2 separate regions of the Homo sapiens genome follow, and region 1 is linked to region 2. A link is an interaction called in ENCODE POLR2A ChIA-PET data of the cell type or tissue named here. Cell type or tissue: CD4-positive, alpha-beta T cell. All regions are shown on one strand. Links, peaks and the distances in the headings refer to the core of each region. The heading gives the core; the rest is flanking DNA. Region 1 overlaps ERN1 (endoplasmic reticulum to nucleus signaling 1). Region 2 overlaps CEP95 (centrosomal protein 95).

What was found. Peaks named below come from ENCODE experiments on the same cell type or tissue, not always from the same donor. Only the 100,000 strongest peaks of a DNase experiment are listed, where the experiment ranks them.
Region 1: POLR2A ChIA-PET joins it to region 2 with 5 read pairs; 1 of 35 experiments calls an interaction of 5 or more read pairs at or near these places.

The regions. Positions count from the first base shown.
Region 1 is chr17:64,078,094-64,093,611 of GRCh38, reverse strand. ERN1 (endoplasmic reticulum to nucleus signaling 1) reads left to right here. Exons shown (of 22, transcript NM_001433.5): 3 at 12,804-12,837; 4 at 13,878-13,950. Among named protein-coding and RNA genes, the nearest start is that of ERN1, 44 kb to the left of the region's middle. RefSeq lists an enhancer at 11,135-11,254. In CD4-positive, alpha-beta T cell, for the core only: no CTCF peak of the experiment used is centred there; a DNase peak (open chromatin) is centred at 11,321; H3K4me3 peaks cover 756 bases; H3K27ac peaks cover 4,278 bases.
Region 2 is chr17:64,525,384-64,540,901 of GRCh38, reverse strand. It overlaps CEP95 (centrosomal protein 95), which reads right to left. Exons shown (of 20, transcript NM_138363.3): 9 at 15,020-15,132; 10 at 14,702-14,831; 11 at 13,638-13,791; 12 at 11,475-11,614; 13 at 9,884-9,976; 14 at 8,880-9,012; 15 at 7,894-8,063; 16 at 7,711-7,785; 17 at 6,165-6,317; 18 at 4,154-4,300; 19 at 3,790-3,861; 20 at 2,956-3,299. The coding sequence ends at 3,123. Among named protein-coding and RNA genes, the nearest start is that of CEP95, 26 kb to the right of the region's middle. In CD4-positive, alpha-beta T cell, for the core only: no CTCF peak of the experiment used is centred there; a DNase peak (open chromatin) is centred at 6,531.

The sequences.
Region 1 (15,518 bases), core at 6,518-11,517, 450 kb after region 2:
CCACCATGTGAGGACATGGTGAGAAGGTGGCCGTCTGCAAGCCAAGAAGAGAGCCCTCACCAGAAACCAATCTCAGACTTCCAGCTTCCAGAACCATAAGAAATAAATTTCTGTTGTTCAAGCCCTCTAGTCTATGGTATTTTGTTATAGTAGTCTGAGCAGAGTAAGGCACATGGCCTCCACTTTACAAGATCAACAAGTGCTGTGTTGAAACTGAACAGATGGGGCCAGGAAGAAACTGGGAGGCCAGGCAGGGGTGTACTGCACTAGTCCAGACAAGAGAGGATACAAGCTTGGGTCTGAGTCTCAAAGAGGGATTCAGAGCTGAATGGAATAAACTTGCTGATGCAAACACATACCTTTAACTCACCAAACTGGGGTTCTTCAGAATAGAGGCCTGCAACTCCATTCGGCTGTTTACTTTTTTCAGGAGCCAATGAACTGGACATTTTTATGTATTTATTTACTTTTTTTTTTTGCTTTCTGTGGTGGTTTGGCAGGTGCTTTTGTTCCTCAGCCAAACGTGTTGTAGTTCCCAGAAATGGTGGTTTCTTACACCATAGTGGCAAATTATACGTAATAGAGAAAATGCGTTTTGTTTTCTGGAACTCATTTGGGTTGTGACATTTTACTTTAGGGGCCATCCTTCTAAGCACTGATTTTGTAGCTGTAGTCTGTCTTTCTCTAAAACCTCACCAGTGAATAGAGTTGAATATATTTCATCTCTGTACTTTTAGACGAAATGCAAACTGAGAATGTTGCCATCATGTTTTGTTTTAGATTAGCTTGCTTTGGCCTGATGGAGTTGAGAGGACTTTCTTTAGTATTTCCAGGGCTGGTGTAGGGCTTCTTGAGCTCACCTTAAAATACTAGTTAATGCTGATATTTAACACTCAAATCCCCATCAAATTACAGGTTATTCTATAGCAACCCTGCTCTATTCTTTTCTGTCTCCTTTCCAATAATAGTAGGCATGAAGAGCTGGGTCAAATTAGAACCATTCTTTACTAATCATGAAAATCTGCTAAATATGCAATATGACTACTCTCCTAGCCAGCTGGGCCCAGACTCCGGAGATGTCCCTTGAGTGGACATTTAGATAAATGATAAAGCTATCCAGATACTACTCCAGGTTCTGAGTATACAGCAGGTGAACAAAACAGGACATAATACTGGAGATTTCTTAGGAGGGAAGAGTCAGAACAAAGTTATTTGAAATTTGAAGACAATTTTATTCTCACGTGAGTGTCTCTTTCTAAACATGTGCCTCTTGCCACAGTTCCTCCCTGTGCTGACAGAATCACGGCCAAGCAGTATAGAAACTAGAGAAAATAGAATGATGCTGTGCTACTTCCCCCTTGATGCCCAGTGGTCACCAAGCCCTGTCATGCAGACTGGGAAGGACCCTGCAAACCTGACTCCTCTCTGGCCCCATTGCTGGTGCCTTAGCCAGGCTCTTGGCACTTATTTCCTAGGTGAATGCAGCAGCCTCCTGACCACCATCCATGCCCCCCGCACCTTAGCCCTCTCGTTCACTCATCACACTGCCCTCAGATACACCCCCAAAAAGACCAATTGGACCTAGCTGTACCCCTGCCTGCTGAAATGCTCTTGGTGTTGTCTATAGTGGTGGCGTTGTGCCTGCATCAGTGTGTGTGGTGTGTTACCTGTGAATGATGAGGAAAGGATAAATAGGGAGCGTGAGCATCATCCATGATGGGTTGGCCGTTTCAACAACTGGCCCTTCACCACTGCTAGTTTGAGAAGTGCTGCTCCACAGGGTCAAGTCTAAGCTCCTTAGTGCATGTGCAAGGCCATTCGTGGTCTCTCACCGCCGCCCCCCCGCCCCAACTCCCTGGGCTCCCTCCCCTGCCCAGCAGGTGCCCTACTTGCAGCCATGTAACTCCTTACCAGGCCTTGGAGACCTCTGGCCTTTGCTCATGCTCCCTCTCTACCAGCAGCCTGCAATGTTAGACAAGCTCCTGTTCATCTGTGAAGACCCCATTTACCTCCCTGGCTTCTCAAGCAGGGTGAGCCCATTTTTTCTCTGGGTTCTGGAGGTGCTTTTCTGAACCCTCTGTTGTGGCACTTCTGGCTTGTGTTGTAAATTTTTGTTCTCATTTGCTTCCTAGTGGATTTCTACCTCCTTACTGGGGCTCTGGGCAGCCAGGATGCTCAGTAAATGTCCAAGGCACTTGATGCTGACTCGGGTCCCAGAACTCTTCTGCCTGGACGTCTTTTGGGAGTCCTGAGAAACAAATGGGACTTGACTGCCTTCTCAGGATGAATCATTTGTTGCTTGTATCATAGTCATGACAGTTTCCGGTTCTGGTTTCTGATCTTGAGTTTTGCATGGCCTTTGGCAGTTGGTTTTTCTGTCCTGCTTTAGGCAGTGTGTGGGACTCTGGAAGAGTTGGAGATCTGTCTTCAGAAGTGCAATGGAAACATGAGAAGGGGAAATTGTGAAAAGTGATGATGTTTTGTTAATAGATCTAACCTGTTTTCTCTCAAGGACTTTTCTAGGCTTACAATATGCATCATCTACCTTTTTACCCTCACTGCTTAAGTATAAGAAAGGTGTTTATTTCCTCTTCATTGTTGTGAAGGATTGAAAATTAAGTTTTATGAAAGGGGCTGTGAGAGAAACCTGTTTTTACTTTTGAGCATCTTGGAAATGTGTTGGTTCTTTCTTTTTTTGTATTTTACTTTTAAACATAGACGGTTTAAAACATATCCAAATGTAGAAGTATTATGTAAAGAACCCCCATGTACTCATCACTCAGCTTCAACAGGGACTGGTTTGTATCTAGCCTTGTTCACCTGCACCCCCACTCACTTTCTTCCCTTATTTTTGGGACTTGCTTCAAAGTAATGCATTTCTCATTTCGGATGGCTCCTCTTAGCAGCTGCCACACACGTAGTAGCGTGGATCTCAGCTCCGATGGGTCGTCTTTGCAGCATTGGTTGGTGTGTGTTGGAATATGGTTGTGATTGTTGAAGTACATGGATAAAGTGCCTTATTTTGTCTGTGACTTAGTTACCTGTCCCTTTGTTCACTTTTGAGTGTCTGGTTTGATGGCACTCCATCACTCAGGAATGAATTCTGTGAAGTTATGACATCCTGAGAGGCATTTGGACACAGGCTGTAGTGTTGAATTGTCTTCAGTGCCTTCATGATTGATTATAACGTTCAGTGTGTTTTTTGGCCTGAGTTACTTCTGCCAAAGTAGAGATAAATGAGAACGCAGTAGACTTCAGCTGCTTTTAGTATGGGCAGTTTTCCGGATTACTTGGTCATTTCTATGTGATCGTCTTTGCCAAGTGTGACACTTCGTGACTTATGGAGGTTACCTCCAAAGAAAACTTATTACATCCTTTTCCAGTTCTGCTGAGATTAGAAATTGAGGAGCTTTTGATTAGATGTCTTTAAAAAAAAATGCTTTCCTCATGAAAGCTGAACTGTAAAGAATGTTTGAGACTTTCTGTCTTAAAATTTGGACCTAACAGCTTTAATGGGAGTTTATGGCTTAGGTTAATGAAGTGCTTTTTCTCTGGAGGGAAGGAATGAGCTGCCACTGGGGAGAAGTACTCCCTAATTGGGCCACTCGAATGTATGAAACATATTTGGGAGACTGAAGGTTTGAGTTAAGGAAGGGTGAATGGCTTTGTTTCTGCCAGTAATTTTTTTTTTTAATAAGAAAACAGTATTAGAACCTTAAGCACATTCTTGAGAAAATAGCAGTTGTTTACCTCATTCAGACTATGCCTTTCTAGTTTCACTGTTACCTGTCAGCCAGGGTTAAAATCTCCATGTCACCTTTAAATCGTTCCTTTCTCCCACTGCATTTATCTAGACAGGGCTCAGTTTTGCTGACACTCTTTTCCCTCCTGTCTGTTTCTGACTCCCCTCCACCCCGGCTCGGGTCTATCTGTTGCAGCACCTTTGTGATTCCTTCTCCCTTTTTCCCTTCATTTTGTGCCTCAATGCCCGCCTGTCTAACTTGCCTTCAGAGGACTTGTACAGGTTGAATATCCCTTACCCGAAATGCTTGGGACCTGAAGTGTTTCTGATTTTGGATTTTTTTAGGTTTGGAATATTTGCATTATATTTACCAGTTGAACATCTCAAATCTGAAAATCTGAAACCCAAAATGTTCCAGTGAGCATTTCCTTTGCACATCACGTTGGCGCTCAGGCTTCAGATTTTGGAACATTTCAGATTTTGGATTTTCGGATTTGGGATGCTCACCCTGTGTCACGTTCCTCTTTTTTTTTTTTTTTTTTTTTTTTTTTGAGATGGATTCTCACTCTTTTGCCCAGGCTGGGGTGCAGTGGCACGATCTCGGCTCACTGCAAGCTCTGCCTCCCAGGTTCACGCCATTCTCCTGCCTCAGCCTCCTGAGTAGCTGGGACTACACGTGCCTGCCACCATGCCCGGCTAATTTTTTGTATTTTTAGTAGAGAGAAGGTTTCACCATGTTAGCCAGGATGGTTTCGATCTCCTGACCTCATGATCCACCCACCTTGGCCTCCCAAAGTGCTGGGATTACAGGCGTGAGCCACTGCGCCCGGCCCACATTCCTCTTTTTCTCAGAGGCTTCCAGTTGGACTCTAGTGACCAACATTCCACATCACAAAGTTTTCAAGGCTTTCTTCCCCATGGTGTCACTGCCTGCAGTCCAGCTTCATTTGTGTTGTTCCTCAGGAGGAACATGTCACACTTACTGAGCCTGCGTCCTCTGTCCCGTGAACACAGTGACATTTTTTCACTCATGTTGTCTTGTCATCCCTGTGCTTGGGGCCGGCTGCCTTTATGAGGGTTTTCTGCTCCGAGTATTCCGGTCCCCACCTAGGAAAGCCTGTGGTGCATGCCCCATGTTCTAGCAGTTCGTTATGTGTGGTTCATGTGTATTAGCTTCGTAACTCAAACCATAAGCTCCCTTCTTTATCCTGCATGGCACTTAACAGAGAACCCAGCTGAAGCAGATATCTGACAGTTGTTTCTGAGATGTGTTTGGCGCATCTCAACAGAAAGTTACTAGTAGCAGGGTTGTCAGTCCTCTTCCTCCTCGGCGGGGAATGGGGGTGCATGTGTGTAGAGGATTACACAGACTATAAAGCATTTGAGACTTCATCTCTGCTCTTTGGGTCCTTAAATACCTTTCAAAAGGTATTTTGAATACCAACCCAGAACATTTAAAATCACTGCTAGGGTTACACTTAGAAGGGACTGGTTTGGGGACTTTCTAACTGTGTGGTAATATCTTAGTTGTGCAGAAGAGAGAGCTGATTTCCATTGCTGCGTTATGGGGGTCAGAAGGGTGGTCAGATGGGGTCAGAAAGAACAAGGTGGAGGAGGGCAGTAAAGCCAGAGGTCATCTAGAGTCCAACGGAAAAGCAAAAGCAGGGTGTTCCAGAAATATCCGTGCTCATCTGGGAAAGATAAGAGAAGGATCTTGCAAGGCTCCTTGAGCTCCAGTTAAGTGAGCAACCTGTTCTTGTGGCTTCTGTAATCAAAGGGATCTTACTTCTTCCTACATGGAAGGAAGTCTGCCCAGAGCTACCTCCAGAGAGAGGCCGTCAATCTCGAAGTCTGGTTTGAAACAATTATTTAAATTTTGGTTGATTGCATCAAAGACATTTTTCTGTTCAGCTGACTTATCACCCCATGTTTTCCCCAGGCCCTCACGAATTTTGCCAGCCCTGCATTTAGGGAAGCCTGGGATGGTCCTGACAGGGTCCTTCATGCTCTTAACTTGGGTTTCCCTTCAGTCTCTCTGTGCCCTGTGCAACTGGAAGAGCAGGCTCTTCAGAATTATGCCACAGGTGAGAGCAGGAGGAACAGGCCATTCTCTCCAACCTATTGCAGATGTTTGCCTTAAATAGCTTCTGTTTTTAGCTTTTTTTTTAACTTTTCATTTTATAAAAACTTTATACATACCCCAAAGTAAGAAGAGTAGTATCATGAAACCATGTACCCAGCACCCAGCTTCAATAATTATCAATGCGGGGTAATCCCTGTCCCTCTCCCTTAAATACTTTTCAAAAGGGCCAACCCAAAACATTTACAGTCACTGCTAGAGGTACACTTAAAAGGGACTGGTTTGGGGACTTCCTGAGTTTCTAGGTTGTGTGACTGGGTGGAAGTGGGACCCACTAGCCAATCTGGGGAATGTGAACTGAGGAGCAGGTCCTGGGGGTATGGCCTTGGGCTGAGACACCCATAGCAGTTGCAAGTGGGACTGGGTCAGGAGTCCAAGGGAGAACATCCTCAGATGCCATGCGGAGGATTTGCAAGTGTTGGTTTTGATCACGGGAACTTGACAGTGGCAGTTCTGATCTTATTCTGAGGGTAGGGGCCGGAGGGCAGTGAGTGGAGGAAGGTAAGAAGGCAGGAAGGTGGAACAGAGGATTCGGAGCAGTGTAGTTTCCCCACATGGCTCAATCACCCAGCTTGGGTTATAAAGGCAAATTCCTTGTCTCTACCTACAAAGCCAGCTTCCTGGGGGAAGAACCTAGGAATCAACATTCTAAAAATTCCATAGGAATCTCTAATACATTGCTGGTGGAAATATAAAACAGTACTACCAGTTTTGCAAACTGTTTGTCAATTTTTTGTCAGAGGTAAACAATATGATGCAGCCAGTCCCCCTCCTTGTTTTAAGAAATGAAAATAGGCTGGGCACACACCTATAATCCCAGCACTTTGGGAGGCCACGGCGGGTGAATCACGAGGTCAGGAATTCAAGACCAGCCTGACCAATAGGTGAAACCCCATCTCTACTACAAATACAAAAATTAGCTGGGTGTGGTGGCACACGCCTGTAGTCCCAGCTACTCGGTAGGCTGAGGCAGGAGAGTCACTTGAACTCAGGAGGTGGAGGTTGCAGGTTGCTGAGATTGTGCCACTGCACTCCAGCCTGGGCGACAGAGCGAGACTCCATCTCAAAAAAAAAAAAAAAAAAAAAAAAAAAGGAAAGAAAAGAAAAAAAAAGAAATGAAAATAGGTCCAAATAAACACTCGTACACAAATGTTCACAGAAGCTTTATTCACACCAGCCAAGAAAATAAAAACAACTCAAATGTCCCTCAGCAGGTAAATAGGTAAACAGATTGTGGTAAATTCTTATAGTAGAATACTATTTGGTAATAAAAAAGAGCGAACTATGATACATACAACAATATGGATGAATTTCCAAGACATTATGTGAGATAAAGAGGCCAGGCACAAATGAGTATCTATGACGTGGTCATTTGTGAAATTTTAGAACAAACAAAATGAACTGGTACTTATCTGGAGCAAGATTTGGAAATACTGAATCCAAAGGGATGTGAAAAAATGTTTTAGGGTGATGGAAATGTTCTGTATCTTGATGGTGAAGATAGTTACATGGGTGTGTGTTTTTCAAGATTGATTGAACTGTAAACTTAAAATGGTTGCACTTTGGAGGAAAAGGAGAGTGTGCAGAAGAGCAGGCAGAGCCAAGAGGTTTTTGTGTTTATAGGCAAAGGAGGAGTTGAAGATCCTTGGAGACAGGATCTAGATGTGAGTGTGAAAAATCTATGAGTGTGAAGACAAAAGCATTGTCCCTTTATAGAGATGTGAAGGGAAGGGTGGAGCTGGGCAAATGTAGAAGACAAAGGGTAGGAAGTTTCAGCAAGCTCACTCAGTCTCCCTTAATATCCCCTATGACACAGAAGGCAGAGTCATTTGTGGAGAGACAGGGACCTTGAGGCAAGGAGTAGTTTGAAATATCAGCTACAGGGGTGAGAACAGAAGCCAGCCAGGATCTCCTAGTGGCAGGGGCCTAGCTGGCCACACCATGGAGATACCACGTATCATGGTATCTCCACTAATGATCGCAGTGTTTTCTACAGCTGTGCTCAGAAGGCTGGGTGGAGGAACAGGGACTGCTATGCAGATCCTGGGTTCAGGGTGAGTAGAGCTTATCTGCTGGATTATTAAAAGTGATCAACAATGGATTTCCAGGCTGGCCAAGAGTGGAAGTAGGAAAGAAACTGCGCTAGTTTGAATATTTGACCCTCCAAACCTCATGTTGAAATTTGATTCCCAGTGATGGAGGTGGAGCCTAATGGGAAGTGTTTGGGTCTTGGGGGTGGATCCCTCATGAATGGCTTGGCGCTGTCCTCATTGTAGTGAGTGAATCCTCACCCTATTAATTCCTGTGAGAGATGGTTCTTAAAAAGAGCCTGGCACCTTCTCCCCTCTCGCTGCTTCTCTCGCCCTGTGAGCTCTGTACACTCCGGTTCCCCTTTGCCTTCTGCCACTAGTGGAAGCAGCCAGAAGCCCTCATCAGAGGCAAATGCTAATGCCATGCTTCTTGTACAGCCTGCAGAAACGTGAGCCAAATAAACCTCTTTTCTTTATAAATTACCCAGCCTCAGGTATTCCTTTATAGGAACACAAACAGACTAAGACAGGAAATGACACTTAATTACTCCATTCAGCAAATACGTTGGTTACCACCTGTGTGTCAGGTATTGTTTTAGATCCTTGGGAAGATGCAGACAACAAAAAATAAATCCCAACCCTCCGTGGCCAGAGTTGGGCATTAAGTAAGCAATAAAATATACAGAACTACAGAGGTGGTAAGTGACATGGAGAAAAATTAAGCAGGGAAGAAGGGTTGGAAATCCTGGGCAGTAGGAGGTGATCATGGAAGACCGCTCTGAGGTGGCAACAGTTGATCAAAGACCTAGGCAGAGGAACAGCCAGTGCAAAGGTCCTGAGGCATGGGCAGGCCTGGCAGTGCTTGTTGAATACTTGGAGGCCGGCATGGCTGGAATGGAGTGTGTGGGAAATAGTGGGAGATTGTTAAAGGGTGACAGGTTGAAAGGGAGGGACTGCTTGGGATTTATGAACCACTGTGTAAACACTGGCCTTCACTGAGTGAGATGGGGAACCACCAAAGGATTTTGAGTCACAGAGAAGCTTAATCTGATTTATGCCTTTAAAAGGATCACTCTTCTCAGTGTCAAGGCATTGACTTATAGTCTTGACAAACATTTAATCCACATAGAGATGCCCCATGAGGTTGATGTTATCTCTATTTTTTTTTTCCTTACTGATGAGGAAATTGAGGCTCCACGAGCTTAAGTAACTTTGCCAAGGTCACTCAGCTGGTGATTGGCAGAGCCAGGATTTATGCCTTGGTTTGTCTGATTCCAAAGTCCACACAGATTAAGAGAGGAGGGAAGGCTTGAGAGACAAAGGGTTCCTATGGTGTTGAAGGGAATGGGAACAGGACACAGAATTATGGTTGGCATCGAAACAGACCACAGAGTTTGGCAACTGATAGCATGTGTTAGGGAGAAATAGACATCAACAGTGTCGTTTGAGTCATGGCTTTCTTCTAGGAGAATGGTGGTACTGTTAATAAAATACGGTAGTCAGGAGTAGAAGCCAGTCTCAGGCAAAAGACAGAGGGCGTGACTTGGGCAAGCAGAGGCTGAGGCGTTGGTGGGAAGTAGTGGGCGTGTCCAGTTGATCCAGAGAAAGGACCCGGGAGAGGGGAGCCTAGAACCCCACTGTGGTTAGGGTGGAAGTTATAGAGAGGCATGTGCTCTCTGAGTGAGAAGAAAGGCTGAAGGGAGAAGCTGGCAATGTTCCTCCCTGTGTGGAGGAGGGAGTGGGGACAAAAATTCACTGCTTTTGGGGACAGAAATGTTTAAAACTTTACCCTTATGAACTTGGACAAAGGAAAGATGTGGACGTCTGTTTTGTTATTTGAGCTTAAAGAAGTGATTTAGATTAGCCTAGCAATGAGCATCTTGTGACCTCACCCAGGATGTCAGTTCCTGCAGGTGTAAAACTTGTGCCATTCCAGGCCTCAGCTGGACACACGATGGGGGCCGGGGAGTGGAGTTGAGGCCAGTGGCTGCTCCCAGGGGATCAGTGAGCAGGTTTGTTTCTTTCCCGTGTTAATCCTGGGAGACCAAACCTTGATTTCAGCTATATTTTCCCTCTACCTTTACCAGATAACCTTACCTTTACCTTACATAACAGCCACTTTTTATATTTGTGAAGTAACTCCCCCACAACTTTTTTTTTCTGAAAGTAAAACAACTTGGTGACATTGGCTTTTATTCTTATCGGGCCCCATATAGATAGTGGCTTATTTTACAGCAGTATTTGTTTACATCCCTACAGGTAGGACAGTGTTTCTTTTCACATGGCTGAAAACTTTTTTTTTTAAAGCAAGAATCTTACCTGATATCAGTTCTCATTATTAAATCAAAACCACTTTTTCATGTTACTCTTTTAGTGCACATTTTCAGATAATGCTCTTTTTATTTTTGCTGACTTTCCAAAGATAATTTTCTCTTTAACCTTTTTTAATATGAAAAAATTTAACCATATGTACAGAGAGTAGTAAAATAACACTCCAGTGTTCCCGTGTCTCATCTTTAACTGTTATCAACAGCCTGCCACTTCTTGTTTTATCTGTCCTCCCCGCCCCCCGTATAATTATTTTCTGTAGTATTTTAAAGCAAATCTTGAATTCAGATGATTCTTAAAGAAAAACATTTACAGAATTAGGTCATTGTTACATTTCAGAAGCCAAGCAGCAGTGTGTCTGCCTCTGTCAGAACTGTCTTAATAATTGTGTCTTTACCTGGGCTGCAGCTTTGAAGAGGCTTATTCCAGGTGCTTATTTTACTGAGTGGATGGGAAATGCTAAGATAACCATAAGGCCCTCCTACTGGAGTTTATCTTCTCCTAAGCCTAGAAAAAAAAAATCACAGTTCTTAAACACCAATGTAGTTGTCCCGGGAATCTTCCCCTGTCTCCTGCCAATGTCCTGAATCTTAACTGGAACCTTCCTGATACAGGGCATATCTTGGGACCTGAGGCCTCAGTGTCAGGTGACCAGTGGATAAGCTATAGAAAACCAGGAAAATCTGCATCTGAAGACGAGTCTGTGTGACTGAGCAAACACTGTACAGCAAAGATCAGGTTATGAACAGGAATTTAAATCATGTTGGTCTGCATGTCTTGTTTCTGGTGAATTCCTGGAATTTGGCCATGTCCTCTTAATCTGTGTTTATCTGTGATACCTTTAAGTGGCTGAAACAAACAAAAAAGATGCCATTTTACTGCTGTGTTTTCTTCGGAATATGATATTCTTGCTCTTCTTGGCTTGCATGCCTTCAGGCCGGTGTTAAAATAACTGGGTTATTGCACCTTGACTAGCTTGTTTCAGTAGGATGAGTGTGGTGTGCCTTTATTTCCTGTCTCTTGCATCAGTCTGTTTGTGAGAGTGTACCGAGAGGTGATTAATGGGAAAGATAAACATGTGCTTACTGACTGAAAGTTCTTCCTGTTTCCTAGAGTGTTTTTGGTTTAGTGAGTTGTTTGTTTGCTGCCCACAGACCGCATATGGTGTGTGTACACCTCTGTTGTTGTGAACACCATATGCCTTTGTATAGGAGCTGGGCTTTTAAGCAAAGTCAACATATGATAAGGCTTAAAAGATTTTCCTTCATCCAATAATTGGATGGATTGGACAGCCGTCTGTCACCATAAGCAGAGCCTACAGAGTCTGGAATTCTGCATACAAAATCATGTAAGAATACTTGCTGTTCTTGCCCCCCAGAGATTAAGTTGTGTATAGCATGGCTGTGGGGTTTTGGTTGCTGGAAATACCTCATCGCTGTGAGTCTCCTGCCTGCGGACTTTTGGATCTGTCACTACACAGTGCTGCTGTGCCAGTGTTCATGCTCTCTCACTGCCACCACCATCTGCCCCTGGAATCAGGAGCTTCCTCTTGCTTTGTGCCCAGGAAAATCTAGGGAGGGAAGAATTCTGCCATTAATTGCTGCAAATGTAAAATTGACTTAGAGAAAAAAACGTGTTCTCAATTTAAAAAGTAATGCCTGCTCTTGCAGAAATTTTAAGATATAGAAAAGGTTGGGGGGAGTTGCATTTCCAACAAGGATAACTTACAATTAGCATTTTTGATCTTTCCATCTAATTAGGTACATTGAAGCCTTTCCCCATAGTTGCATTAATACTCTATGTACAATGTTATCTTTTCTCCTGAACATAATAGCATAGGTTTGTATATGTCTTAAAATTTTATTAGCCCTCTTAGAAGCCTTAATTTTTTGCCAAGTGGACATTCTATAACTTAACCATATTATTGGGTAGGTCATTTGTAATGCTGCTACGTACACATCTTTGTACAAAAACCATTTTCTATAGTTTATATTGTCTTTAAATTAGATTTTATAAAAATGCAATGGGGGGGCCAAAGGGAATGAACACTTGGAGGCTCTAGAATTGCCGCTCCAAAGAGGTGTGTCCATTTACTGGCCAATCAAAGTTAGTTCTTAAACCCATTTTACTTTTCCTAATGGGAATATGTAGAGCTACTCCAGGCATCGGACAAGGTAATGATTAAGGTTTTAGAAGTCTTTGAGGTGTCAGATAGTGATGCTCTGACCCCTTGTCCACGGTGTGTGGTGACTGGTTCTTCGTTCTGCATCCATCCCCCAAGTTATATGCAAGTTTCTTGAAAGCAGTTCTGTTCTGGTCTCAGTTCTCTATCCAGCCTCAGTAACTATCCAAGAGCTTACATTTGCATCATTGTGGATATGTTTTCTAAAAGATATGCACGGTGATACAAAAATGCATATAACCTTCACGTGCACTAGCCCATGTAGGTTAACAGGAGGGAGAAAGTTATTACCGGTACAACTTGGCCTGGTCCTGGGAAGCCTCTGGGAATCTTGACATTTTGGGATGTTTCTGATGATGGCTTTGTTGTTCTTTTGCACAGATCCAGTCCTGCAGGTCCCAACACATGTGGAAGAGTAAGTTTTCTGATTCGCTCAGTACTTCCCTTTAATTCAGTCTTCTTCATTCAATCAGTGTTTATGAGGCCAGTTGCTGGGAGTGCATATATGTGTAAGTTTGAGGAATAACAGTGAGTGACATATAAAGTCTTACAGGTGCTATGATGAAAGCTTGTGTTGAGGAGGAGGTGGTCAGTTTCCTGAGGGAGAAGGGTAGTGGTTTTAAAAAGGCTTATTTGAGATGAAACTCAAGTTGAGCTTTGAACTTAAACTTCCAAAGTCCTCAGGGGGACTGGACCTCTTCCTCTTTGCTGTGTCATATCATGGAGAAAAAAGGTGAATGTGACCTGCTACTACAGAGTGTGTGTTGGGGTAAAAGCTGGATAGCACTGGTAAGAGCCTTAAATGATGGCACAACCTAAGGAACGATTCAGCCAAGGGTTTCTGAGGGACTGTAGTTATAGTTTAGTCTTTAGCAGATTAACTTGACAAAAGACCACTTCACATCTGCTTCAAGGGAAGCTACTGACGGAGGGACCTTGATCTGTCCCCTTGGCGGGTTCTCTCTGATGTCAAGCTGTTAGAGTCTGCTTTTATTGCCTCCAGTTAAACAAAAAATATCTCTTGAAAACTAAAAGCAGATTTGTTCTACCTGTTTATGTACCATGCCATCCTATCAAATATTAATGGCTGGAGTTCTATATACAATTGATGTAGAAATTGAAAAGTGGACTTACTGGGTCCTTTTCACATATTTTGCCTTCATCCAGAGTGCTTTGACCAAATGATAATTTGTCTTCTATGGTTTTGTATGATTTTTCCTTTCAGGCCGCTTTTCTCCACTCAAGGATAGTGTATACCACCATAGGGGTATTTTATTTATCTGTGGTTGAAGTGAGAGAGAGTAGTGGGTGGAATTGTCTTATATACTCACTTATACACCTACACACAACCACCCTCCACTCTCTATTCCTCCATCATGGGTTTGCGTGGCTTTGGTATGTTGTTCCATGCCCTGGGCTGTAATTTATCTTTGATATTTATTATTTAATCTCTAGGCCTGCCTTTCTCCCAGATCCTAATGATGGCAGCCTGTATACGCTTGGAAGCAAGAATAATGAAGGCCTGACGGTGAGTATATTTAGCTGCTTTTTGTACTCCAGGGGTTCTAGACCAGCGGTCCTTAAGTGTGTCTGCACAGTGTCTTACTGTGTCTCCCACCTGGAGCTTTTAAAAACAACCCCTGGGGATTCTGATTCAGGTGGTCTAGAGAGGAGCCTGGGCATCAGTCTTTTCAGAGAGCTTCCTAAATGAGCTTTTAAATGTGGTGCCAGAGTTCAGAAACACGGATGCAGACCAGCAGGTTCTCATGGCCCAGCCCATACACTGGAGGATATAATGTTAAGAACAGGGTTTGCTCTAACTGGTGACCCTCACCTTAGGAGGGAGGGATATAGTTTGAAATGCTGTCTCCACCTGCCCCACCTTCCGATGACTCCTTAAGGGAGTCATGTGATATTCTACCCTCATTTCCATTTGAGAATCTAAACCAGTGGTTTTCAGCCTTAATTATACATTGTAATAACCTGGAATTCGAAAAAACAGCATTAGGACCTAGAACATAGGGCCCAATCCCAGAAGGTCCCGATTTAATTGATCTAAGTCATCAGGACTTTTTAAAAGCTCCCCAGATAAGAGAATTTAGAAACAGGCCCACACATATGGTCATCTGATATGTGACAAAGGTGACACTGCAGTGTCCTGTCTTGTCTTTTCTCTTTTCTTTTGAGACAGGGTCTCACTTTGTCACCCAGGTTGGAATGCAGTGGCACAATCTTGGCTCACTACAACCTCCGTCTCACAGGCTCAAGCCAGCCTCCCACCTCAGCCTCCTGAGTAGCTGGGACCACAGGTGTACATCTCCACGCCCAGCTAATTTTTTGTATTTTTGGTAGAAATGGGGTTTCATCATATTGCCTAGGCTGGTCTCCAACTTCTGGGCTCAAGCGATCCACCCACCTCAGCCTCCCAAAGTGCTGGGATTACAGACGTGAGCCACCACCACCCAGCTTACAGTGTTTTTGCAATAAGTGGTGTAGGTCAATTGGGATATCCATATAGGAATAAAAGTATTGACTCCTACCCCCCTACAACACATATAAAATCAGTTCCAGATAGATCACACATCTAAATGTGAAATGCAAAATAATAAAGCTTTAAGAAAAAAAGTAATGGAACCATCTTCATGATCTTAGAGTAAGTAGAGATTTATTAAGTAGGATATTAAAGAACACTATAAATTTAGGAAAAAATCAATATATTGATTATATTAAAATTAAGAACTTTTCCTCATTAAGAGGCCACAAAGTATTTGTAGTATACACATCCAACAAAAGTTCATATTCAGAATATATGAAGAAATCCTATGGTACGTTAAAAAAAGACAGCCCAATGGAAGAATAACAGAAGAGAATATCCAAATGGTCATAAACATATGAAAAGATGTTCCATTTTATTAGTCATTTGGAAATGCAAATTAAAGCCACAGTGCCATACTGCTACTCACCAGAATGGCCAAAACAAGGAAAGTAGAAAAAGAAAACATGTTGGTGATGTGGAGCAACCAGGACTCTCACCTACTGCTGGCGGAAGTGCAGGGTGGCACAAGTGATTTGGAAAACTGTTGGCAGTAAGTGCTA
Region 2 (15,518 bases), core at 4,119-9,118:
TTTGATTTGACTAATGATCAGAAGTTTAACCTGAAGTTTGTCCCTTCATTGTAATGAAGGTTAACCATGTTACCCACTGCATTGATTTGTACTTCATATACCAAATGCTTACTATATATATATATATATATATATATATATACACACAATAAGATATATGCAACAGAACAAGAGCCTAGTAACAGGATAAAGGAGGTAATCACGCAGGAGAAGTGTTACTTTACATTCCTATGTTAACATTCGTAGCAAACTAGACAGACCAGATTTTAAATTTTACTTAAAAGGTATCTGCCCTAAATGTGACTTGTCTGCTGCTCATTCAACAAATATTTACTATGCTCCTGCTACATGCCAGGCTCTGTACTAGCTGATAGCCATATAGCTTTGCATGGTGGTTAGAAAGTGAACTTCCAAAGTCATGCTTCTAGTCTGTGTCTCACTGTGGGCCAAGTTCAAACTTAAGTGCTCAAAGCTCAATTTATGTACAGCAAAGTCAGTCATGATGGGAGCACATGAGTAAATACCCACCTCAGCAAGGCCCTGAATCCCAGACTTGAATGTGTGTTTGTGGTCTCACTGTGTTGTCCAGGCTGGAGTGCAGTAGCTATTTCACAGGCGCAGTCATGGTGCACTGTAGCCTGAAACTCCTGGGCTCACGTTGATCCTATGCCAGCCTCCCAAGTGGCTGGGACTACAGGTGAGCACCACCACGCTGTGGTGCAGTCTGTGGGATTGGCAAGGGAACCTAAGATGTTTCTCCTCCCCACTTAAGTATTCTTAATGCTTTTTTTTTTGGTAGGAGTCTTGCTCCATTGCCCAGGCTAGAGTGCAGTGGTACAATCTCAGCTCACTGCAACCTCCACCTCCCAGGTTCAAGCGATTCTCATGCCTCAGCCTCCCAAGTAGCTGGGATTACAGGGTATGCGCCACCATGCCCGGCTAATTTTTATATTTTTAGTAGAGATGGGGTTTCACTAATGTTGGCCAGGCAGGGCTTTTCATTAATTTTAAATATTGTCTGGTTAGTCCCTTATGATAGATGAGGCATTTAGTTCTAATACCAAGCACCTCACTCTGTAACACCCCCCACAGGACTTTCCAAATGCATGACTGTGATGAATCTTTCCTGGGCTGCTCCACGCTGACTGGCTTGATGCACACAATCCACAGCACTTGAATCGCACTGTCCTCTGCTTGCTAAGCTAGTCTGGTGAAGTGATCTTTATTTGCTTTTGATTTTTCAAAAATATGTTGTCTCCTATTTTCTGACCTTTGCTGAGCAATCCTATTCCTTCCCTGACCAATTCTCTCATAAATTCTTTCTCTTGTTGTTTATTCCTGGTTACTTTTTAGCTTGGTAAAGAGCACCAGTTCCCACCAATCACCAGAACTAGCAACTTCAGTCTTCCTAAAATATTTTACATTTAAAAAAAAATCATAATAAAAGCATCGTTAGGCTTGTGTTAACAGATCTAATGGTATTATATAATCTACCACTCAAGAGTCACATCTGCCATGCTTCCGGATCTTTTCTGTATCATATTTATATTGCATCATATGTATAATACCCACTCATACCATGTTTTTTTCTATAAAACTGCGTATTTTGTAGTCTAAAACTTTTTTACTCAGTATTTTATGGCTATCTAGATCTACTTTATCTTCTGCTTAACATTTTTTAGAACTTATGTTCCAGCTCTTGCGTATCTAGCCTCATCTTGTGCATTTCCTGTCCTTTCCATTCACCTGTGCTTGCTGAATTGTCACAACACATCACAGGGGTCTGTATGTCATTTACTGTGCTCCAGACACACCCAGTCCATCAAGCCTTTCCCCGCTGGAAGCTCCCGCCTGCCTGGTGGCCCACCCTTCTGCCAGTTTCCATTCCAAGAGCTCAGCACTTGGAACCACAGCAGTTGATCCAGATGTCTTCTCTCTAGGTCAGTTTTCACTGCTTCAGGCCTCCTGGCCTCTCATCATACATACACTCATCCGCACAGCACTCTCTATGCTCTAATGGAAGCCTCTCTCTGCCACTCCCTGGCTTCCAAGTCCCCATATCCTCAACTGCTCTGAAGCTTCCTCTAGCTTAAAAGAAGTGTAGCCTTCCCTTTTCATTGATGACGCCGCCCCCAAGTGGGTTTTTTTTCCTCGTATTCCTCCATACCAGATATGAGGCTGGTGCACTCTTGCCCACTTGAAACCCATCATCATGCCTCCTTCCCACCTCAAGTCACTAATGCGTCTTTGAATGACAGCCTGGCTTTCCACCCTTTATCTATCTATCTCTTCTCACTGCTATCTATCTATCTATCTATCTTCTGCCAACCAACAGAAACCATAATGCATTTTTTATTATTTTTTTGAGAAAGAGTCTCACTTTTGTTGCCCAGGCTGGAGTGCAGTGGTGCAATCTCAGCTCACTGCAACCTCCACCTCCCAAGTTCAAGCGATTCTCATGCCTCAGCTGAGTGCCACCATGCCTAGCTAATTTTTGTATTTTTAGTACAGACAGGGTTTCACCATCTCTGTACTAAACCAGGGAAACCAGGTTTGGCCAAGCTGGTTTCGAACTCCTGACCTCAAGTGATCCACCCGCCTCAGCCTCCCAAAGTGCTGGGATTATAGGCATGAGCCTCTGCACCCAACTGCCGTAATGCATAGTCTCTCATCGTCCAGCCATGTTATGAAGTCTACACATACATGGTATTGTCAAGGTTCTCCGAGGCCCACCTCTGATAACCACCCACCTTTCTTCTCTCATGAATCAGAAATAATATAGTATTTTTTTGTCCTCAAGTGCTAATTCTTAATTAATTATTTTTGTTGACTTAAAGCAACAAACTTCAGGAGCTGGCTGCTCACACAAGGCTTGTTACTTGCTTTAGCACAAATACGACTAATGATTATTTTCCCCTTTTCAGGTGTCAGGTCATAAATTCAAAAGCAATAAGCTTTTAGAAAACAATTTTTATTTAAAAAATCATAAAAAGTACTGGAATGAAAATACAGGTAAAGCATTTGAAAATTATTTTTCTGGCTTAGACTGTTTACTGGCTCGATTCTAGCTCTGTCCTGGTAAAGGCCTCCAGAACCTTCACCTACTATTATCAAGTCTGGCCTCATAGGGAGGGACTTTTACTGTACTGAAAGGAAGCCAGCTGAAGCCGAGATCTGAAGCGCTCAGCTTCCAGTTCCCGGAAGAAAACATCATCATCATTCTGTGTTATCATGTCCTGCAGCTGCTGAATTTCCTTCTCCATCTTAGATCTCAGCTCCCTCTTCACCTTATGTAATGTCTGAAAAAAGAAGGCATGTCATCCCGCTGTTCACAGCATTTATCCAGGCCCTCATCTATTGTTCCCTCTCCATCTTCCAGCTAATCAAACTCCTCCAAAATTTTCAATAATCTAGCAACAGCAGCTCTTACAGAGACCTAACTAAAGTTAAAATCATAGGATAAAAATGTCTTGGGTCATAGATGGATTGCCTTATTAGTCTTCTCTCCATTCCCTTTACAGGTATAATACATTTGGTTTTCTACTTCCTAAAAATGTAAATTAGTCATGTGTCACTTAATGATGGAGATATGTTCCAAGAAATGCATCATTAAATGATTTTGTTGTTGTGCAAAATGTCAGTGTACTTACACAAACCTAGAGAGTACAGTCCACTGCACACCGGGGCTATATGATACAGCCTATTGCTCCAACCACCAATGTACGAGGTCCCTTGCTGAAAGAAACATTGCCATGCAGTGCATGACTTGGCTTCTATCTTAATTATTACCTGGGCCTGAGATTTCTCTCTGGCTTTAAGTTCTTGATGTTCCTGTGATATGGCTTCTGCCAGCAATGAAAACTGTTTATAGGAAGAAAAAAAACAAATATTATATTTAATGTTTGTAGTCCAAATGTAACATTTCTTAATGTTCACAGGCTTAAAATCATTTTAATGGAAATAGGGAAATATACTGTACTATGGTCAGGTATTATTTGATCTTAAATTTCAATCTTGAAATGGGGTCCTCTAATCTGTAGAGTGCAAACTTCAGTTAACACAAGGTTTATTGTCAACAGACTAAGCAAGTTTTGCCACAAGGGCAAGTGGTCAGGACTAAGCACAACAGCGTAAGCAAGTGCCAGGAGCCCACCTGGTCCTTATAGTAGTTCTCCATGGAGTCCAGTTCATCCTGGTGGCGTCTCCTTTGTTCATCTCGCTTTTCTTTGGCATAGTTTCTTAGGTCTCGTAATCTTTGCTTTTGAATGTTTAAACCTTCTTCAAACAGTTTCTTAAATATCTGTCAGTTATTTAATCGTAAAAATAGTCATTGAGGAATATCATTTTGGCCAACTAGAGGTATATACTGATTGTATTTCCCAAGGTTTTTTTTTTTTAAATACTAGTTTTATTCAGATGTTTTGACATACCATAAAATGTACCTCCTTTTTCTGAGACAGGTTATTGCTCTGTCACCCAGGCTGGAGTGTAGTGGGGCAGTCACAACTCACTGCAGCCTTGACCTCCCAGGCTCAAGCAATTCTCCCACCTTGGCTACCCAAATAGCTGGGACTATAGGCATGTGCCACCACGCCTGGCTAAATTTTTAATTTTTTGGAGAGATGACGTCTCACTATGTTGCCCAGGCTGGTCCCAAGCAATCCTTGCACCTCAGCTTCCCAAAGTGCTGGGATTACAGGCGTGAGCCACTGAGTCCAGCCTTACCCTTTTAAAATAAATAATTCAGTATGTTTTATTATACTCAGTTGTGCAACCATCACCACTACAGAACATTTTTACCACCCCAAAAAGAAACCGTATACTGACTAGTGCTCATTCCCCCTGTCCCATCCTTAGCAGTCACCAGTCTGTACTTTCTGTCTCCATGGATTTGCATATTCTGGACACTTCCTAAAAATGGAATCATGTAATTCGTGGCCTTTCGTATTTGGTTTCTTTCACTCCGCATGTTTTCAAGGTTCATCTATACTGCAGTATGTATGAATACTTCATTCCTTTTTATTGCCAAGTAACATCCTACTGTATGAATGAATGCACACTCTTTATCCATTCATTAACTGATGGACACTTTGGGTTGTTTCCCCTTTTAGGCTATTATAAGTAATGCTATGAACATTTGTGTTTTTTGTGTGATTATATAGCTAGGAGTGAAATTGCTGGGTCATAGGGTAACTCTATATGACCTTTTGGTAACCTTCTGAGGAACTGCTAGATTGTTTTCCAAAGCAGCTGCACCATTTTACAGCCCCAAGTTCTCCACATCCTTGCCAACACTCGTCCTCTAACTGTGGTTCTGAGTCGTATTTCCCTAATGACGAAGGTGTTCATTATCTTTTCATGTATCACAGAGGTTCTTTACAACCTTCAGAAAAGCAGTGTCAAGCAGCCATGTACATAGGGTAAGAACGCCAAGAGCAGAAACATGCCACACCTACACATGTACATCACTGAGGAGGGGGAGTGATCATTTGGGGAGGCCACCGGAAAACACACTGCTCAAAGGGCTTGGATATGCGCACTTGTCCTCCCTTCATCAGTGTAAATTCTGGATAGAAAAACTGGTTCTGACGGCGACGCATTCATGAGCTACAGACAAGTTACTTACGCTCTCCTCAAAGCCTTCCTCTAGAAATATGTCCAAGTCTTTAGTAAACTATAATTACTAAAATATTTTACAGATGAAATTTATTGCTAGCTTGGGATCTCAAAAGGTTAATCATTTCACAGCCTGATTAGGATGACATAGCAAATGTCATCCTTGTGGAAAACCCCTCACAGCACAGCTGGACACTAGTCCTGATTTTATGTGGAATGCAAGGTCATGTTATCACACTAAATTTGTCTCTCACATGTTCCCAAACCTCTAAAGTAGTTTTACTGGAGAAGTACCTGTTATGTGTAGGAGGCAGGGAGGAAGTAAGACTTCACATTAAGATGAGGGACACGGAGACTGAGAATGGACGGGAATGCACAATGGAGTAAGAAAATGAAGTGTGGCCAAGCAGAACTCAGGGCCAGCACTATAGGACTTCAGTTTAGATTTTGGATTCAAATTTGGACAAGAGTCACGAACAAAGAAGGTGGTCCTGAAAGATAACAAAGTTCACCTTCTTAACAGGGCTGGACAGAAAAGTCAGACTTACCATTTCTTCCCGGGTCCTCATTCTCATCATTTTTGCACACAACTGAACTCTATAATCATCATAATATTTTCGAGCACGAACGATTTGCTGTCGATTTTCTTTTATCTTTGATTGGGTCAACCTTTGCCTACGAATGCAGTCCTTGAAGTCTTGCTAAGAAAGGGAAAGGGGAGGGAAGAGAAGGGTAAGGACAAGAGGAATGCAGATTCCAGCGTTCTCATCTGCCTCACTCCCCATCACGATGTCTTCAGGCAGTATGTCACGTGTGGGGGGCCAGTGGCCCCAGAAGCCCTTCAGCCTTTGGCAGCTTTATCACCTCAATCTGAAGAGCAGCTCCAATAACACCCCACTGCAGCAGAGGGCAGCAGTGATCCTGGGCACTCCTGTGGAACTGAGGGCTCACTCCCCATGCCACCAGGAAGCTGCTAACAAGGCTGGCCCAGATGCCACCTCACAAGGAGTAGGAAAATGGCACACCCAGACTTTCAAGCAGAGCCTGAGCTGCCAGGAGCATTTAGGCAAAAACTAAGGAAATTAGACAGTATCTGACAAAGGAGTGAAAATAAAATGGGGTCATGTACATAAAGCCTCTTATGTAGGTGTTTCAGATACTAGTGTTTTTTCCCTCCACAGGAAAGTACCATCTGCAGTTCCTGAGATGTCTTCCTGGAACTGTTCAGTATTACAGTTCTCATGGCTTATCTCTACTCCACACTCAGGCAAAGATTTTTAAATCTCTCCCTTTGGCAGATTGTTTCTGACCTCCATCCTCTCCCTTCGTAATTCTCTAAGCACAATTCCTAGTCAAAATTATAACGGAGGCTGATAAATCCTGGAGCTCTCTACTTGGGACCTGAGAAGGATGGGAGAGGGCAAACAGCACTAAGTTCAGCTGCTTGGCACCTAGATGGGTCCATGGAGTCCACAGACAGAACTGGATTAAAATCTCAGCTGTGTCCCTTGCTTATCAGTGAGACCCAGGGCAAGTTACTTAGTATCTCAAAGCTTCAGGGTTTTCATTTCATAGAAAACATCTCTAATACATTACTATGAAGACTAACTGAAACTGTGTATATAAAGTACCTAGCTCTTCCTCCTGCCCATTTTGGGTTTGTGTGTTTTGTTGTTGTTGAGACAGGGTCTCACTCTGGCACCCAGGCTGGAGTGCAGTGGCAAGATCATAGCTCACTGCAGCCTCGCCCTCCCACGTTCAAGTGATCCTCCCACTTCAGCCTCCCAAGTAGCTGGGACCACAGGCAAATGCCACCATGCCAGGCTCATTTTTTCCACACCCATATATATATTTTTAATGACAGGGTCCCACTATGTTGCTGAGGCTGGTCTCAAGTGATCCTCTCACCTCAGCCTCCCAAAGTGCTGGGATTACAGGCATGGGCTATCAATTTTGGTTAAAGACCTAGGCAACACTTCCACATGCAGGTGTTAAGAGGTTAAGGGTCTGTGCAACTGTTGCCCAGCTAGCACAGATAAAGGGAATGAATATAACAAATTCAGAATTATAATACCCAACTTGCTCTTGACATACCAGTCTCTTGTTATGTTCATATTCTTTCTTGACAAGGGTAGTAAGGAGGTCATGCCTTCTTAGGGCTTCTTCTATCTTGAAGGGGGACATGAAGTTAAGTAGGTTAATAATGCTGTTCACTAAATTCTTAAGGATAAGCTCTTCTCATTTAAATTCCTATGCTTAAGACTGACAGTAACTTACTTCATCTTGGAGTTTCTTCTTTGATCGATTTTCTCTACATGCTTCTTTCTTAAGCTGTTCAACCTGTGCAATTTGCTGTTTCCACATTTTGCTTAGTGTTGGGCCAGAAACATAAAGAAACGGAAACTGCTCCAGCATAAGGGGCAGGAGACTGTGTTCACTTACTTTCACTGCAAGGTAAAATAAGATGTTCTTAATCTGAGACGTGGACAAGAACTGTCATCCAACATCCCTGGTAGATCAAAGCTTATGTAAGTGATGTGGTTTTGATCCTGAAAAGAACAATTCTAAATGTACTTATAATAATTTGCATTACTCCTCTGATTGGAGTAAGCCAACTACTGGTAAGGATAAAAATAAGCTCAATAGTTCTGGATTGATGCCATGCTGGTCCTGGGAAGTCCATCCTAATTGCTCAGCCGCTTCAGTGCCTGTGGGTAGATTCTCTACGTACGGTAAAACAAGACTCCTCAACCTTCCCGGTAGGCAAGTGCTTAGAAGAAAAAGTTTCTGGTCTAAAGGATAGAGTAGGAGGGCCAGCAGTCTTTGGGTGTAACAGGAAGCCTGGCATTTCTCATGACTTTGTTTCTTGTAACAAGACTCTACACTCATTGGCACTGTCAATATATAGGAGGTGGACAGGCCATCTGCTTGCCTTGGAGCATCCCTTTCATTCTACCAACCTCCCAGAAATAGACAAAAAGGCAGTCAAAGTGAGTAAGCACACGAGTGAGGCTAACGCTGGAGCAGCAGGTGGCAGTCCTGGCATTCCTTGGGTGCCAATATATAGGCCTCCCTGAAGTACTTCCTTATTGAAGAGTTTTAGCCCTCTACGGAAAACCAGCCACATGGCAGTGATTGGGAAAAAAAAAAAACTTTCTTCGGCTAACTGGTGGATGTTAGCTTTCAGTGCTGTGTCCTTGGAATGTTGCACATGCTTTCAAAGGTTGCCAGTTTTCCATAAAGTACAATTCTGTGGTTCTTACTTGGAACTGCTTTATTTGGCTTTGGGAGGCCACCTCTTAGACTCTGCGTTGTGGTTTTTCTAGAGTAAATCTTCCAGGGCTGACTACATTCTGGAGTTCCTTTACGAACAGCTTCTCCTCTGTATATTTTTTCCTTAGAAGCAGATATAAAACAGAATAAAAATAAAAGGTCTAACAGTTCTTTCATACATCATCTTAAATATTACATACTGACAAAAACAGCTAACGGTAGTTTTTTAGTTTTTTAGCTAACAGTAAGCCAAACCACCTTACTTCAAATTTGTAAAATCTGGTTAATATTCATTTACTCTAAGTTAAATGCACCTTTTGGCCTCTGGCATCCCTTGGAATTTGAAAAAGCACTGAATCTTTTTCAAGTTTCAGTCACCATAGTCCCACACCCTAAATACAACCACTATTAATCTTTTTTTTAACCATTAATGTTTCAATGTACTTCTCTTTTTCCATGTAGATTTAAAAAATTCTCAGGCAACTATGCAGTATGCTTAGTTGTAACCATACTGTACTTTATATCCTGTTTTGTTCATGAATATTTTAGCATAAGCATTTTCCCCATGATTTCACTTAGTTTCTGTAACCATTCTTTTGAAAGGCAATGAAAACTTCTGTTTTGGGTTTCTTACAACCAGGTCTATAGCCAACTAGGATGTTCTGTCTTCTCTTACTCTTCTTTAATTTTGTCAGCCTAGAGTAGTTTTTAAGCCCCTGGTGAACTGCTAAGTCAAATAAACCCTTAAAAACTGATGGGAAGTTTTAAGTAGCGGAAAAACACTACTTTTCTTTGGAACCATGTCTCGTCATATTTTAGCAACCTGAATGCCTTATTAATAAGCAAGTCCTGTATCATGACATGAAATCCTGCCTTTTCCTAAAGAGCTCATGATTAAGGCCCTGTTGGCCCCTTCTTCTTTTAAAAAGATCATCTTTGTACTTCCCACTCATCTGATCAAATGGCATTTATTACAGTGGAGACTTTTACCCACTGTTTCCTCCTCCTTCTCATGTATTCTTAGAGGTCCAATATTCTCTTGAACTTTATGTCTTCTTAGTTCCCTTTCAAATGCTTCAGTAAACGCCTAAAGGGGAAAAGGTCATATATTACAGTTATTAAAAACATACACAACGGGCAGCACCATGGCTTAGCTGGTTAAAGCACCTGTCTAGTAAACAGGAGATCCTGAGTTTCAATTCCAATGGTGCCTCAACCGAGCATCCAAGCTCTTAGCCGCGTGCGGTGAGGATGAGACAGGTGGATCACCTGAGGTCAGGAGTTCAAGACCAGCCTGACCAACATGGAGAAACCCCATCTCTACTAAAAATACAAAATTAGCTGGGCGTGGTGGCACATGCCTGTAATCCCAGCTATTCGGGAGGCTGAGGCAGGAGAATCGCTTGAACCCGGGAAACGGAGGTTGAGGTAAGCCAAGATTATGCCATTGCACTCCAGCCTGGGCGGCAAGAGTGAATCTCCACCTTGAGAAAAAAAAAAAAAAAATACAAAAGAGGAAAAAAATTCACCTAGGATACCTGCCACCCCTAAAATATCAAGCTCATTCACTTTTTAAAAAAATTCCTTTCAGACTCTATATCACAAATGTATGGTTTTCTTGTTTTGTTTTTTGAGACAGTCGCACTCTCGCCCAGGCTGGAGGCAGTGGCACAAACTCAGCTCACTGCAACCTCCACTTCCCGAGTTCAAGTGATTCTCCTGCCTCAGCCTCCTGAGTAGCTGGGACTACAGGTGTGCACTGCCATGCCTGGCTAATTTTTGTATTTTTAGTAGAGATGGGGTTTCAACATGTTGGCCAGGCTGGTCTCGAACTCCCGACCTCAGGTGATCCACCTGTCTCACCCTCCCAAAGTGCAGGGCCACTGCACCTGCCTCACAAATCTCTACATTACTTTAACATATATAATTGGGACATAAAATGAAATTTTACATCATGCGTTTTTTCTGTTCTCAAGTTTTTGCAATCATTTTGATACTCTCCTGAGTGGAAGTTACATGCTGAGTTACAAATGAGTGTAAGATGTCTGAATTGGTTTTAGTTTTTCACCATTATAAATCCTACCGCATTATAAAACCTACTACTGCAAATAAGTGTTCTAAATCCATGCTACATTTCAAAATCCACATTCCACAGTGGAAAGTCTTCCTAGGTAATCATACCAATCTCCCTGTTGTTGAATCCCAACCACCTCCTCTCATTCCTGTCTTGGGTACTTGATCTCATCTTCTCTGTAACTCAAGTGGCCTTTCACGTTTAATCCACCTCAAATTCCCTTCATCTCTGAAGCTCACTCTGAAAATAACAACTCACACTGATCTCCTCTTTCTTAATCTACTGGAACACCAAGCTATGTCCAGCCAGGTTATTTTTTTTAAGAGTTTCATGAGTATAATTTTATGCTAACAAAGACATAAGCTATGTCACATAGCTCTCTATCATCCACTCCGCTCAAGAATATTAAATGTATTTTAAGCCTAAATCAACAGCATGTTCATGGTAGCATCTGGCTGAGGGGAAATGGTACTGGCTGCTGCTTAATGGTAGTCAAGAGATGGGGAAGAACCTGTGCTTGGAATTGGCGGACATCTGTTTCTCTTGGCTTGCGCTGCCTTTTTCTCTCCAAGTGGAACTGTTTGTGTTTGTTAACTGGAGATGGAGAGAGCGAATGGGATCTGTAGGGTGGCTTTCTACGCATGGAAAGTCCTGCAACAGAGAAAAGACATATAACATTAGTTCCTGATAGCCAGAATGTTATGCTGGAAACCAAAGTTGGTTTTCACTAAATCCAAAGAGACTGATGAGTGAATGTGCTAAAGGGACTCTCTCCTGTAACTAACTTGAATTGGTATGGTAACACCAAGTAAACAGACAAATGCATACAAATGTGTACTGTCTCAAATACTTAGCTTCTACATTCAACTTTGGATATTCAACATGTGGAATGCCTCCTATGCACAAAGGACTATGGAGAGTGCTCTTGGTGATAGGGGGAGATGCAAAGAGAGAAAAGGTAAATTATCTGAGCCACGCATCTGCTATCCTTTTACCTATCTGGGTCCTGAGAAGGTGGGATGTAAGCATACATATCTATCTTATTATATATGCTTATAGGCAAAGTTAATGTGTTAAGCATTGTCTAAGTGGTCTCAATTTTTCCCTACTTAGCAATCTAGCCCTCCTAATTGCACACTGCCAAAGAGATCTAATAAACCATTTCCTTCTACAAACCTTTTTATCCCATTGTCTATAGGTGTGTCTGGGGATCTGCTAGTTGTGAAGAGGGTGACTCCAGTGGGAAAAGCACTTCAACATAGCCTTAAGACCAAGGAAGCTAGTTTGGTACCTTTATAAATAAATTTTCCGAGCTTATTATTTTTTTCACATGCTTTTAATTCAAGTCTTTCACATTTCAAATTCTAAGATGTATTTTTAAAAACTGACTTGCATAATCTATTTTAAATGATAGCTGCTCATGATGTATTTTTCTCTAGAAACTGAAGACGCACTTGAAATAATATTTTAATTTATAACCTGTTTTCACAATAGGATACCATGTGTATGTACATAAAAAGGGAAAGGAAGAGGTTCCTGGATGAGGGTGCCTAGAAATTAGCTGAGTCCTTTTAAAGGGAAGAGAGAGGAAATAATCAAGAGAAGGAAAGAGCATTCTTGAAGGAGTAAAAAACAACTGAAAAAGTTAAGGAAGTTGGATCAGAAAAAGACTATTTCTGAAGAAACAATGGATGACCAAAGTAGATAAAACTAAATGTAAAATATGCAGGATTTTAGTTGGTGGAAGACAGGATAATTGGATTTGAACAATGGCATATCAAACAGTAGAAGTATCTGCAAAGACACGGCAAACCAGAAACTGCTGATACGAGTATAAAGCAGTGCAATCACTTTGGTGGGCAAGTTGGCAGTGGTGAAGAAATGTAGGCCTTATGATCCAGCAATCCTACTAGATGGAGATATCACAGAAACTCTTACACATATTCTAGGCTGTTCATTGCAGAATTTTTATAGTAATGAAAACTGGAAACAACATGTCCAGCAATAGGGGAAATAGATAGTGCTACACGCGTGTGTGTGTGTGTGTATATATATATATATATATATACACACACACACACACACATTAAGTGGCACACTGCAAGAACTCAGTCATGTCCAGCAGTAGGGGAAATGGATACTGCTATACATATACCCACACAAAAGTGACACACTGTAAGAACTCAGTTACACTGCAGTTAAAATGAATGAGCTGGATCTGTAAGGATCAACATAAATAGATTTCTAAGACAATGTCAGAAAAAAACGCAAGTTGCAGAATAATATATACAGTATGTAAATTTTTAAACAACATAAAACAATACTATGTTTAGACAAGTAATGCATGAGCTCTTAAAGTATAAAAACAAGGATCAGAAGAAAAGATGCCAACTTTAAGACAGTGGTTGCACTGAGGGTGGGGAAAAGAGATCTGTGGGGAGAGCAGAGGGGGTTTCTACTGTTTTATTTCTTAAACACAAAGGGGCTAAAGCAAATATAATTGTTAACACTTGCTACTTCTAGATGGGGAAGATCCAGGTGTTTGATATTACTTTTGATCCTTTTATATATTTCTCAACTATTTAAAATTAGAATATAAGTTATTAAGAACAGATGGAACTGCCTAAGTAGTTCACATGGATGTCCCCCTTCTCAGTCTCTCTGGGGTAAGTACCTGGCCTTGACTTCTTTGGCCCATACTCCACGATGCCATCACTGTGCTGAGACAGTGTCTCCTCAGTTCCATCCTCTACCTCCTCATTTCCAGTATTTTCTTCTTTATGGTCAGTCTTTTCTTTAATCCGATCACCCAGAGCACTTTTTAACATCTATTGAGAAAATTCTTTTCAACATCTTTCACTGATTTCAGCAGAATGTAAATTCGTAGGAGTAGGCAGACCTTTAAAAAAGCTTCCTTTGACAGTCACTAATAACAAGTTTTCAGACGCTTATGCATGTTTAATTATTTACTTTTATTTTGAGACAGGATCTCACTCTGTCACCCAGGCTGGAGTGCAGTGGTGCTAGCTGGGCTCACTGTAACCTCTGCCTACTGGGTTCCAGTGATCCTCCCATCTCAACCACTTGAGTAGCTGGGATTACAGGCATATGCCACCAAGCCTGGCTAATCTTTTATTTTTTGTAGAGATGGGGTTTTGCCATGTTGCCCAGGCTGGTCTCAAACTCCTGGGCTTAAGTGATCCACCTGCCTCAGCCTCTCAAAGTGTTGGAATTACAGTTGTGAGCCACCACACCTGGCATACATGTTTAGTTTTAAAAAGGTGTATATCAGTGCTATGGATCACTAAGTTTCAATAAACTTTAGAAAAAGTCACGTAGGGATTTAAAACATTCATTCAATGATACCTTAAAACTGTAATATTGTATTTTGTGAGAATCAGTGATCCATCCAATTTTATACCAGATCTGTCTTTAGCGGCAAAGGGGAACTATAAAGACATATCTAAAGAAAAATGGCTTAACATAATCGTTTATGTTAAATGATTTAGTTTTCATCAGAATTCAATAAAATTTGGATAAATCTGCACCAAATTTAGTTAGATCATGAAACGCTGAGAGATCACTTCCTGTTCTACCTGCTTGACTTACGGAACATTTTCACAGTAACTATTAATAAGACACAACTAATTTTCTAATACCTCACTTTCAATTGAGAGATTACTTAAATGCTCACTTAACCCATGGGAATCTCAATATAGATGAAAAAACAAGACTTGCCCAATCTAGTTCAGAAAGCCGCTGAGAGAGTTTTTCTGATACATCATGTAATTCTTGTTCTGTTAATCTCTTTCTTGGCCTCTGGGGGAAAGGTGAATTGCAGGATGAGGCTGTAGCTCTGTTTTCATTTCTGTAATAAAAGTGACCATTTGACAGTAAAATAGCTAGGTGTCTATTATTTAGTTTAAAATAACTGTAATACGTACTTTAACAAATACTTCATTCTGGTCTTCACAGCTAAATTTGGAGATCATGCCCCTGCATTTTCAAATTCCTTTGTAAACAGACTGTAAACACTGAAGTCTGCAGTAATGTTACCTTTTTCCTTTGGGAGGCTTCCTTGTCCTAGGCCCTTGGACCTGAGCTGGATATACTTCCCATTTGCTGCCTTTAGGCAACTTGGAAATTAAGAAAAGTCCATCATCTAGATCCTATTAAAAACAGAAAAAAAGTTGATTTGAAAAAGCTACAAATAAGAAACATGAACTTTCTGGGAGTGAGGAAGGGAGGAACTGTGGCACAAAGCTACGTGCCTTCAATCTCCGTGTTTTGAAGTGCATTTGTCAAAAGACCCTATTGACACCCAGTGCACCAAAGGACTGGAGCAATGTCTAGAAACTTGTGCTCAGAGAACAAATGTGGCTCAGGATGCCATTCAAATAAAAACACAGGCCAGGTGTTCTCTAAATATGAAATTTCAGGGATTACCACTATACCTGAGCAACAAAAAAATTATCACTAGTACAAAGTATTCAAGTGGCTATCTTTTGTATCAATGTCAATAAAGGCTGTCCAAAATTGAAACAGTTAAAACAAA